Regions from separate parts of the Homo sapiens genome. Here region 1 is linked to region 2. A link is an interaction called in ENCODE POLR2A ChIA-PET data of the cell type or tissue named here. Cell type or tissue: Panc1. All regions are shown on one strand. Each heading gives the region's core, and the rest is flanking DNA. Links, peaks and the distances in the headings are about the cores only. Region 1 overlaps LOC112268148 (a long non-coding RNA gene). Region 2 holds the start of GNB5 (G protein subunit beta 5).

Region 1 (5,381 bases), core at 224-5,223, 260 kb before region 2:
GAGGTTCTTACGCCTCAGCCTCCCAAGTAGTTGGGATTACAGGCGTGCGCCACCATGCCTGGCTAATTTTTGTATTTTTAGTAGAGACAGGGTTTCACCATTTTGCCCAGGCTGGTCTCAAACTTCTGACCTCAAGTGATCTGCCCGCCTCAGCCTCCCAAAGTGGTGGGATTACAGGCATGAGCCACCGCACCTGGCCAGAACATTTGTGATTTCTCTAGCAGACTTTCTCACTCTTGTTTTCTGATTTGTCAGCTTTATACCAGTGAAAAACACCTTCATCCATTGTGATCTGTTTATGTAAAAGAAAGTGCCAAAATGCTAGAAAAATTATTAGCATTAAAATTCTCTCTCACCAGTGATTCATTTTTCTACCACAGCACATCCTAGATTTATATTTTTCAAAGTTATATGAGAAATTTCCCATCTTTGTGATTAGTCAACTCATGACAAATAAGAAAAAATATTTATTCTACGCATTTTTTTTAATATCTTGAAAATTTTAATCAGTCCTCTTACTTGGGTTCTATACTGAGAAACTTGGGTAGTTTAACAAAATACAATTCATTTCCTAAATCAGAGTTGATACTGGGAATTTCTTCTTCTATTATGGTTTCAGAAATTGGCTCTTCCTCCTGCTGGTCCTGAGGCACTCCATGTTCATCCTAAGAAAGGTATCAGAATGTGAGAGATTGAAGACATTAGAAATGTGCTAGCTTTACTCATCCTGCACTAGGCAGATGCAGGTTTGACGGGAAGTAAATTTTTTTTTTGATATGGAGTTTTCACTCTGTCACCCAGGCTGGAGTGCAGTGGCATGATCTCGGCTCGCTGCAACCTCCATCTCCCGGGTTCAAACCATTCTCCTGCCTCAGCCTCCTGAGTAGCTGGGATTACAGGCCCGTGCCACCAAGCCTGGCTAATTTCTGTATTTTTAGTAGAGACGGGGTTTCACCATGTTAGTCAAGCTGGTCTCAAACTCCTGACCTTAGGTGATGTGCCCACCTTGGCCTCCCAAAGTGCTGGGATTATAGGCGTGAGCCACCACCCCTGGTTGGGAAGTAAATTTACACTCCACTTTAGGGATAAAACAGTCAGCAACTCTTCCAAGCTTCTCCCTAAAACCTCACCTCATGCCTACAAAAAAGCAAAACAGGCTGGGCGCGGATTACTGGCTCACGCCTGTAATCTTAGAGACTTCGTCTCAAAAAAAAAAAAAAAAAAAAGGAAGACAAAACAAAACAAATAAAACACAGGAAAACAAGATCTGTTAGCCAACATTAGTAGAAAAAAGTATCTATTTTATTGACTTTTTTGCATAATATATTCAGCAACAGAAGTATGAAATTATTCACCCCATCAATACTAGACAACTATTAAAATCAGAATATCAGCATAGCTCATGCTTCTTGTCATAGGCTTGAATAAGAAAAAACTTTAAATCAAAGGTTTTTATATTACATATTAATTATATTTTTATATTATTTTATATTAGTCTAGCCCCTAAAGTTTGGCATCACCCTTATTCTGGGTAGTTCCTTCTGTGCCTTCTTATATCCAGAAATTCCCAATATAGCTAAGAAAGTCACCTATTCATCAGATGTTCAGCTATCCACGTCCTCTCTCAACATGAGAAAGACAGATTCATCAGCCTCTGAAGCTTTCTTTTTTAGCTTTGAATAATGGGATTGGTTGATATTGGTGATCGTACTTACAATCAGCTGTCCTGGAATAGGTGGTTGATTGCCCTCATCACTCTCAGAAGAAACGTCGTCTATATCTCCAAACAGATCCATGGTCCCACTAGGATCTTCGGTGTTGGGGGGAAATGCACAGTATTAATTTTTCCAACTAAAGTTCTTTACACAGTTAGTTCTTGGTCCACCACTTCAACATAGTCCAAAGATTCATAAGCCAAATCTCCACTAAACCAACCTCAAACTGGCTCCCTAAGCCAGGTTCTCAGAAGCTTAACTAACTAGCGTGTCTTTGGAGAAAGGAGGAGGCAGAGTTGGTGGGTGAAAGGTAATCACTGTGGCAGCCAGCTTTCAAGGTTCCTGCCCATCCTAGTGATTCCTGCCTCTGGTTTCCATGCCCTTGTGTGGTCTCCTCCAACACTGTGTCATGATTGATCTATGTGATCAGCAGAATACAACCTGTATTCGAGATGAGGCTATGAAAGACACTGGCTTTTCTGTCTTGCTCTTTCTGTCTTAGGTCACTTGCTCTGGGGAAAGCCACCTGCCATGCCGTGAGGACATTCAAACTGCCTATGGAGAGGTCCACATAGTGAAAAACTAAGGCCCCTGCCAAAACCCATGTGAGCCATCTTGGAAACAGATCCTTCAGCCCTAGGCAAGCCCTTAGATAATGTAGTGCCAGCCAACATCTTGACAGCAGCCTGCAAGAGACTCTGAGTTAGAAACAACCAGCGAAGCCATTCCTGAATTCCTAATCCTCAGAATCAGCATGATAATAGTAAATGCTTATTGTAAGTGCTGAGTTTGAGAGTGATTTGTTTTTATGTTTTTTTTTTTCTTTTTTTTTTTTTTTTTTTTTTGAGACAGGGTCTCACTTCGTCAACCAGGCTAGAGTACAATGGTGCGATCTCGGCTCACTGCAACCTCTGCCTCCCAGGTTCAAGCAATTCTTCTGCCTCAGCCTCCCAAGTAGCTGGGACTGTAGACACACACCACCATGCCCGGCTAATTTTTGAATTTTTAGTAGAAACAGGGTTTCACCATGTTGGTCAGGCTGATCTGAAACTACTGTCTTCAAGTGATCCACCCGCCATGGCCTCCCAAAGTGCTGGGATTACAGGTTTGAGCCACTGTGCCCGACCAGTTCTTTAGAGAAGTTTTACTAGTGTTTACCCTTTAAAAAGCTTAAGGTTCTATAAAAATGTTACGAACCTTTCCTAAATTCCTGGCTTTTAAAAGTGATGCATCCATAAGTGAGCCTAAGTACACAAACTTGTGGCATCAGGAGCCAGGGCCAAAATGTGTGCATTACTAGAACATGAAAAGCACCATTGCTTAGGGCTATCTTCCTAGTTACAATGTCTGAGTCATGGCCAGATGTGGTGGCTCATGCCTGTAATCCCAGCACTCTGGGAGGCTGAGGTGGGTGGATCACCTGAGGTCAGGAGTTGAGACCAGGCTGGTCAACATGGCGAAACCCTATCTTTACCAAACTTACAAAAATTAGGCAGGCGTAGTGGCACATGCCTGTAATCCCAGCTACTCAGGAGGCTGAGGCACGAGAATTGCTTGAACCCAGGAGGTGGAGGTTGCAGTGAGCCGAGATGCAGAGCGAGACTCCGTCTCAAAAAAAAAAAAAAAAAATTGCAAGTCAGTAAGTTAGTGAATAGCTAGATGCATAATTTGTACAATTTTATAAAGTTTAAGAAAAAGACATTTGCAATGGAGTTATGCTGACTCTTTTCCCTTGTTTGAATCCCCCAAACTGTCACAAAGTATATTTGATGGTAGCTTTGATTGTGATTGTGGCTGTCTAACAAAGACATCTGTTAACCAACACCTGCCAGGGCTCCCGGCTGAAATATGTAGCAACAAAGGAGCAAAATTCTGAACCAAAACAGAAAGAGTGCTTAACAGCATTTCACAACAGTGCTGCTCAGGACCAGCCCAACACTGAATGTATCTGCACTGTGCAAGAATGTTCATAGAAGCCTATGTTGTCCATATTTATCCACAATTGTGTCATATCTTTTTTTATTTTTTATTTTATTTTATTTTTTGAGACGGTGTCTCACTCTGTCGCCCAGGCTGGAGTGCAGTGGCACGATCTTGGCTCACTGCAAGCTCCACCTCCTGGGTTCAAGCAATTCTCCTGCCTCAGCCTCCGTAGCAGCTGGGATTACAGGCACCTGCCACCACACACAGCTAATTTTTGTGTTTTTAGTAGAGACGGGGTTTCACCATGTTGACCAGGCTGGTCCTGAACTGCTGACCTCAAGTAATCCACCTTCCTCGGCCTCCCAAAGTGCTGGGATTACAGGTGTGAGCCACGACACCCAGCCTAATTTGTGTCAAATCTTAAATCATTTGGCAAAGTACACATGAGCACATAGTATTTCATTCAGTTGGAGTTTCTTGGGTGTTTTCTTTAAGGTATTTGCAGTTGCTGCCCCTTTCTTGAACTCTGAGTACTAGAATCTTTTTAATTCTCAATATGAGTGGAGGTTTTTAGCTATAAATTAAATAGGAACTTGGCCTGCATAGCCACTGTGTATGGCCCAGAGCTGAGCAGACAGCCATAGTCATTTTATTATTTGCATACTGGGGACTAAACAAATGAGTAAATAAATTGAGGATATTTGAAACCAGGCTTTTTGCTTTTGGAGAAGGGGACAGAAGAGGCAATTCAGTAGGAGTCTGTATTAAGGGAGTCTGAGCCACCTAAACAAGAAACCTTCTCATGCCTTCTGGACCTCATTGGGCCGAGACAATAGATTGGTAAAAGACTGCCATACATACGCCCAATCTTACGGCTTCCTGGGACAGAAAATGCCCAGTTCATTCTGAGAAGCTCAGCCTGTGTAGTTACTTGATGTTCCATGATTAAGTGTTAAAAGGGCCTGTCTAGGCTGGGTGCGGTGGCTCTCGCCTGTAATCCCAGCACTTTGGGAGGCCGAGGCGGGTGGATCACAAGGTCAGGAGATTGAGACCATCCTGGCTAACATGGTGAAACCCTGTCTCTACTAAGAAAGTACAAAAAAATTAGCTGGGCGTGGTGGCAGGTGCCTGTAGTCCCAGCTACTCGGCAGGCTGAGGCAGAAGAATGGCGTGAACTCGGGAGGCAGAGCTTGCAGTGAGCCGAGATCGCACCACTGCACTCCAGCCTGGGGGTAGAGCAAGACTCCATCTCAAAAAAAAAAAAAAAAAAAAAGGGACTGTCTACAAAAGAGGACATGGATATGTTTCAAATCCCTAGAGACCTGTACTCAGTTCTCTTGCTGATTCTAACCGCAGGGTTCAGACAGCAGTGATATTTGCCACAAACACACTGAGCATTATCAGATATGCTGGGTTATTAGGCCAAAGTGGAAGAGCAGTTTGCCCTGTAGCCTGGAATTACTGCAGAACAGTCTCTTATTCTGGTCCTCACTTTAAACAGGTAGCATCTCTGCCTTACTTGGCAAAAGGTCAAAGTAGCATAATGAAATAAAGTGTACGTTGGCTCCTAAATCCAGAAAGATCCACCAAACATTCTTTTGCACTGGTAGGTGGTTTAAGGTACAGCACCTTATCCTTCATTTTGGAGGGGCTATCCAGACATGCTCCAGACCATTAGTCCCCCAGAAACTTCACTGAGGTGGCATGCCCCTAAATTTTGATGGGGATTATCTCCCACTCTCT
Region 2 (5,381 bases), core at 233-5,232:
TATGGGCCTTAAGTCGTATCACATAGCTAGCATTTTAGACCTCACTGGTTAAACATGGGCAAGCTACAAACTAAATTTAAAGCATTTTTAAACTGTAAATATTATACATATGCATTGTAGAAAGTTTGGGGGAAAAAAAGATATAAGGAAGAAGATAATCACCTATAATCCCACCACTCAGAGAAACTTCTTTTTACATTTTGGTGTAGCAAGAATAGATTTGAGACCACTGAGGTCATACTGTTCATGTATACTGATTACATTTCTGTATCTTGATGTTTTTCACTTAGTATTTGTATCAGCTAAATTTTAGTACTTTGTTGTACTTATTGTCAATATCCTTTTTATGATGAGAGAATTTTTCACAGCTAGAGCCAATGTTTCGATGAGCATTTTGACAAGAAAGACAGAAATGCCCCATTTAACAAATTTTGACATGAAGTTGCTCTGCAGTAGTTCATAGAACTTCTCAAACCTTCCCCTAATAACTTTATGCCAAGCACAAACTTTCTTTGATATCTGTTTTACCTAAATATGTGACTTAAAAAATTACCACAGAAATACGTGTTTATTTTAAAAAGAACCAGTACCAAAGATGAAAAAGTAAAACTTGAATCCCCCATCACATGCCCTGCATTTTCACTGCCCTTAGTTTGTTGTTTATTCTTCCAGACTTTTCTGGCACAAACACATAGATACAGCTTTGGTAGTCATGCAAATAGGGCTACTTGCTTTCTTCATCTAACTTATTCTGTTAACACTTATAGATCAACCTTGTTTGGTAATAGGTTCAGCATTATTCTATGCTGTGGAGTGTCATAATTTATTAAACCAACTTCCGTGTTTGGATACATAGGGTATATCCAGTTTTTACTTTTAAAATACTGCTTCATTAACTCAATTAAAAATGGACAAAAGGACCTTCATACATTGCTGGTGGGAAGGTAAAGTGGGGTAGCCGTTTTCCAATGGTGCAGCTGTGGAAAACGGTTTGGCAGTTATTCAAAACTTAAATATACAGCTGTTACCATAAGACCCCGCAATCCTACTTCTAGATATATACCCAGGATACTTGAAAATGTATGTTCACTGGCTGGGCGTGGTGGCTCATGCCTGTAATCCCAGTACTTTGGAAGGCCCAGGCGGGTAGATCACCTGAGGTCAGCCTGGGCAACATGGTGAAACCCCATATCTACTATACAAAAATTAGCCAGGCGTGGTGGCAGGTGCCTGTAATCCCAGCTACTTGGGAGGCTGAGACATGAGAACTGCTTGAACTTGGGGGATGGAGGTTGCAGTGAGCCAAGATCGCGCCACTGAAATCCAGCCTGGGCAATGCAGTGAGACTCCGTCTCAGAACAAAAAAAAAGAAAATATATGTTCACATAAAAATGTACATACTAATTTTCATGGCAGCATTATTAGCCAAAAGTGAAAGCAACCCAAGTGTCCACCAACCGACAAATGAAAAACAAAATGTCTATCCCTCCAGTAGACTGCTATTCAGCAATAAAAAAGAATGACGTTCTGACACATGCTACAACATGGTCAAACCTTAAAAACGCTATCCTATGACAGAAGCCAGACACAAAAGGCCACATATTGTATGATTTATTTATATGAAGTGTACAGGATCAGCAAATCCATAGAGACATGAAGCAGATGAGTAGTTGCGAGGTGGAGGGAAGAGAGAATAAGGGGGAAGGAGGGAGCTGAGAGTGAGTGGCTGCTTAAGGGGTATGGGATTTCTTTTTCGGGGTGATGAAAATACTCTGGAGTCAGTGGCAATGGTTGCAAATCCTTGTAAATAAACTTAAAAAACACTGAAATATATGTTTTAAAATGATGGGTTTTAAAACATGAAACAAAACGTGGACATCATATCTCAATAAATTTTTTTTTTTTTTTTTTTAGACAGAGTCTTGCTCTGTCGCCCAGGTTGGAGTGCAGTGGCGCAATCTCGGCTCACTGTAAGCTCCGCCTCCCAGGTTCATGCCATTCTCCTGCCTCAGCCTCCCAAATATCTGGGAATACAGGCGCCCGCCACCTCACCCGGCTAATTTCTTGTATTTTTAGTAGAGATGGGGTTTCACCGTGTTAACCAGGATGCTCTCAATCTCCTGACCTCATGATCTGCCCGCCTCAGCCTCCCAAAGTGCTGGGATTACAGGCATGAGCCACCGCGCCCAGCCCAAAGATTATTTTTAAAATGGACAAAAGGCTTGTGTAGTCACTTCACAAATGAGGATACTTATATGGTCAATAAACATATAAAAAGGTGCTCATTATCATTAGTCATCATAGAAATACAAAGTAAAACTACGATGTGATACAACTACTTAGCCATCAGAAAACCTAAAAAGCCTGACAACACAAAGTGTGGGCAAGGATGCAGAGACTGGAACTGCCTTTCTCTGCTAGTGGGAGTATAAGTCGGTATAACCACTGTAGAAAACTGGTTGGTAGGAGCTACTAAAGTGAAACGGATATAGTCTATGACCAGGCAATTCTACTCGTGCATACATACACCACAGAAAATAATGCTTATTTCCTTAAAAAAAAAAAAAAAAAAAAAAAAAAAAAAAAAAAAAAAACATAAATGTCATAGCAGCTATTCATAGAAGGCCTAAACTTGAAAGACCCAAATGTTCACCAGTCACAGACGAAACTGTGAAATGAGCATAGAATAAAAAATAACTGATACACACAATGTGGATGTATCTCAGACTTACAACTAAAAACCTCTTTCTAACCCCATAAGCTGTACTCAGAGGCTTATGTTGCCATGTGTCACCTGGATCAAATTTTAAAACTGACTTAGTGATTTTAAGTATGCTTAATCTCTTTCCTGATGCCAATATTAATGTAAAAAATATTGAAATATTTCAATTTGAAATATTTGAAATTTACTATTTCAAAATAAATTCATGTGTATTGTAGAAAAATTAGATTCTACGGATTAACAACAACAAAACCCCTCACCCATGCTCCCACCGCACAGAAAGACCTGCTAACACTGTGCCCTGTACTCATCTGGATGCTTTTCTGAGCATTTCAAAAGCTGGAGTATTTTAACCGAATGTCAGCATGCACATACCTTCCAGAGTCAGCACTGGGAGCCACAGAGCAGATGGTGAGAGGTGAGGACCAGCGCGCAGCTTGAGGTGTGAAGCACGTCTCCCACTGGCTAATCTCCTTATCTTCTCTGGAGTGCTGCTCAGCTTGCTTCCTTCCTCCACAGCACTTCCATGCTCCCTGCTGGGCACGCACTGCCATCTGCATCCCTCACTCACCCCTGGAACCTGCCCAGCCCCTCTGTGGAGGGAGGCCTTGGCAGGTTTGACCTCTGTGTCTGCGCCCACTCACTGAGCAGCCCTCACATTCACCTGGGCCACATGTTCTTAACATTTCTCTATTTTGGTCTCCTTGCCACTGTCAGCTTTGTAGAACTGATCAAGACTGTGGGATGAGTGCCTCCCTTTCCCCATTTTTCCACACATAAACTCCTCAGCCTCCACAGGTCTCCCTGTCCCCAAACATGACCTACTTTTTCCCATGGTTGACTCCCCACCACACACACACAGTCCTCCAACGGGACTTTGCTCCTTCAGTTCTCTTCCCACCTCATCAGCAGTAGGATGAAGGCAGGGATGAGGAGGATGTGGCACCTGCCCTCTGGGGCTCACAGGCCTACAGAGGAAATGGGCAGCATTTCTGGCTTCCAGTCCAGGGTAAGTGCTATAAAACAGGCATAAATCCTGAGTTATGGAAGCCGAAAACCAACAGTGATGGCTCCTCATGGTGTGGGGAAGGTCTAGAAAGGGCATGGAGGCCGCAGCTCAGGATCAGAAACCCTGCCAATTCTCTGCCAAGTAGCCCCTCATTCTGACAGTGTGGAAGCGCCCTGGAGACACAGCCTAAGCCAGCACTTATGACATATTTACTTCTTCTCTAAACATTTTAATATACTTTAAATGAGATATTATGAATCTATAAAGATTCTAGCATCTTTCAGTATGACCGTAAAGAAAGGCATACAACTTGTACACTTAAGAGACATGTCATCTCCTCGCAATGAAAGAATCTGACCCAATTCATTTGGTAATTAATTTTATTGATTAAAGTATTACAAAGTTCTACTTTTCATTTTTTCATGTACAATGTATTGAAATGAACTAAACTCAATCACTTATAATATAAAAAGACATTATTATGTATTAGCAGGGTGATGCTTCATAATCATGTATTATTCCTACCTCTAAGACACCAGTCTGTATTATAGAATCACAGCTGTCACCTGTGACTGTCAGAAACAGAAGGTGCAATTGGGATTCTTAGGTTGGTGACAGAATAGCACTGGATCCACAGGCCAGAGACTAGGAGTGCTTATCAAATGAGGTTTTAGGCTCTGAAAGGAAGGAATGAGAAGGTGTGCCGGGACAAGGAATAGCCAGTTCCCATAAAACTTGGGAAACGTAGATTTCTCAAAAGTAGGGTCCGACACAATTTTTTAGTTACTTTTTGAGAAAATTTAAAAATAAATACATTGAAATGCTGATTAGAGAGCGAAAGTAATTTAGGTTGCTTTTTCAATCTGAGGTTGTTTTAAAAAAGTTATTGTATGAAAGGTATTAAAAAATAAAAAAATTATGGTGAATATGTTGGCAGGTAAGATTTGAAGTTCTTTCAGAGAAGATAAACGGCATGGCAATTAAGCTTTAATAATATATTAGTTTTAAATAGATATACATATAAAAATACTTCAAATGATTCATCTCGGATTGAACACTCTTAAAAATTAAAAGGGTCAGCCGGGCGCGGTGGCACACGCCTGTAATCCTAGCACTTTGGGAGGCTGAGGTGGGCGGATCACGAGGTCAAGAGATCGAGGCCATCCTGGCCAACATGGTGAAACCTGTCTCCACTAAAAATACAAAAATTAGCTGGGCGTGGTGGCAGGTGCCTGTAGTCCCAGCTACTCAGGAGGCTGAGGCAGGAGAATTGTTTGAACCCAGGAAGCGGAGGTTGCAATAAGCCGAGATCATGCCACTACACTCCAGCCTGGCGATAGAGCGAGACTCCGGAGTCTCAAAAAAAAAAAAAAAAAAAAATTTAGAAGGGTCTAAAATAAACATTTTTAAATGCAGGGCATTTTCAGTAAAAAGAGTTCATGAAAACCTTCTGTCCCCAGCAGGCATGGGGCAAGAGAACTTTTGGCAGGTCACGGTGGCCAAACGGGATTTTTTCCTGGAAGACTCAGCACTAGAATCCACTTGCAGCTTTGTAAATGTACTCAGGTTTCACATGAACCTTAGAAAACTTGGAAGCCACTGTGTCCCCAGATCTCACTCCCTCCTGGTAGAGCCCTGCCACAAGACAGA

The links. Peaks named below come from ENCODE experiments on the same cell type or tissue, not always from the same donor. Only the 100,000 strongest peaks of a DNase experiment are listed, where the experiment ranks them.
Region 1: POLR2A ChIA-PET joins it to region 2 with 10 read pairs; 3 of 35 experiments call an interaction of 5 or more read pairs at or near these places.

What each region holds. Positions count from the first base shown.
Region 1 is chr15:51,928,814-51,934,194 of GRCh38, forward strand. All of the region lies in intron 1 of LOC112268148 (a long non-coding RNA gene), which reads left to right. Among named protein-coding and RNA genes, the nearest start is that of LEO1, 40 kb to the right of the region's middle. In Panc1, for the core only: no CTCF peak of the experiment used is centred there; no DNase peak of the experiment used is centred there.
Region 2 is chr15:52,188,225-52,193,605 of GRCh38, forward strand. GNB5 (G protein subunit beta 5) reads right to left here and starts at 3,168. Exons shown (of 13, transcript NM_016194.4): 1 at 3,098-3,168. It overlaps MYO5C (myosin VC), which reads right to left. Exons shown (of 41, transcript NM_018728.4): 41 at 4,098-5,381. All of the region lies in intron 2 of CERNA1 (competing endogenous lncRNA 1 for miR-4707-5p and miR-4767), which reads left to right. RefSeq lists an enhancer at 3,266-3,765. In Panc1, for the core only: no CTCF peak of the experiment used is centred there; no DNase peak of the experiment used is centred there.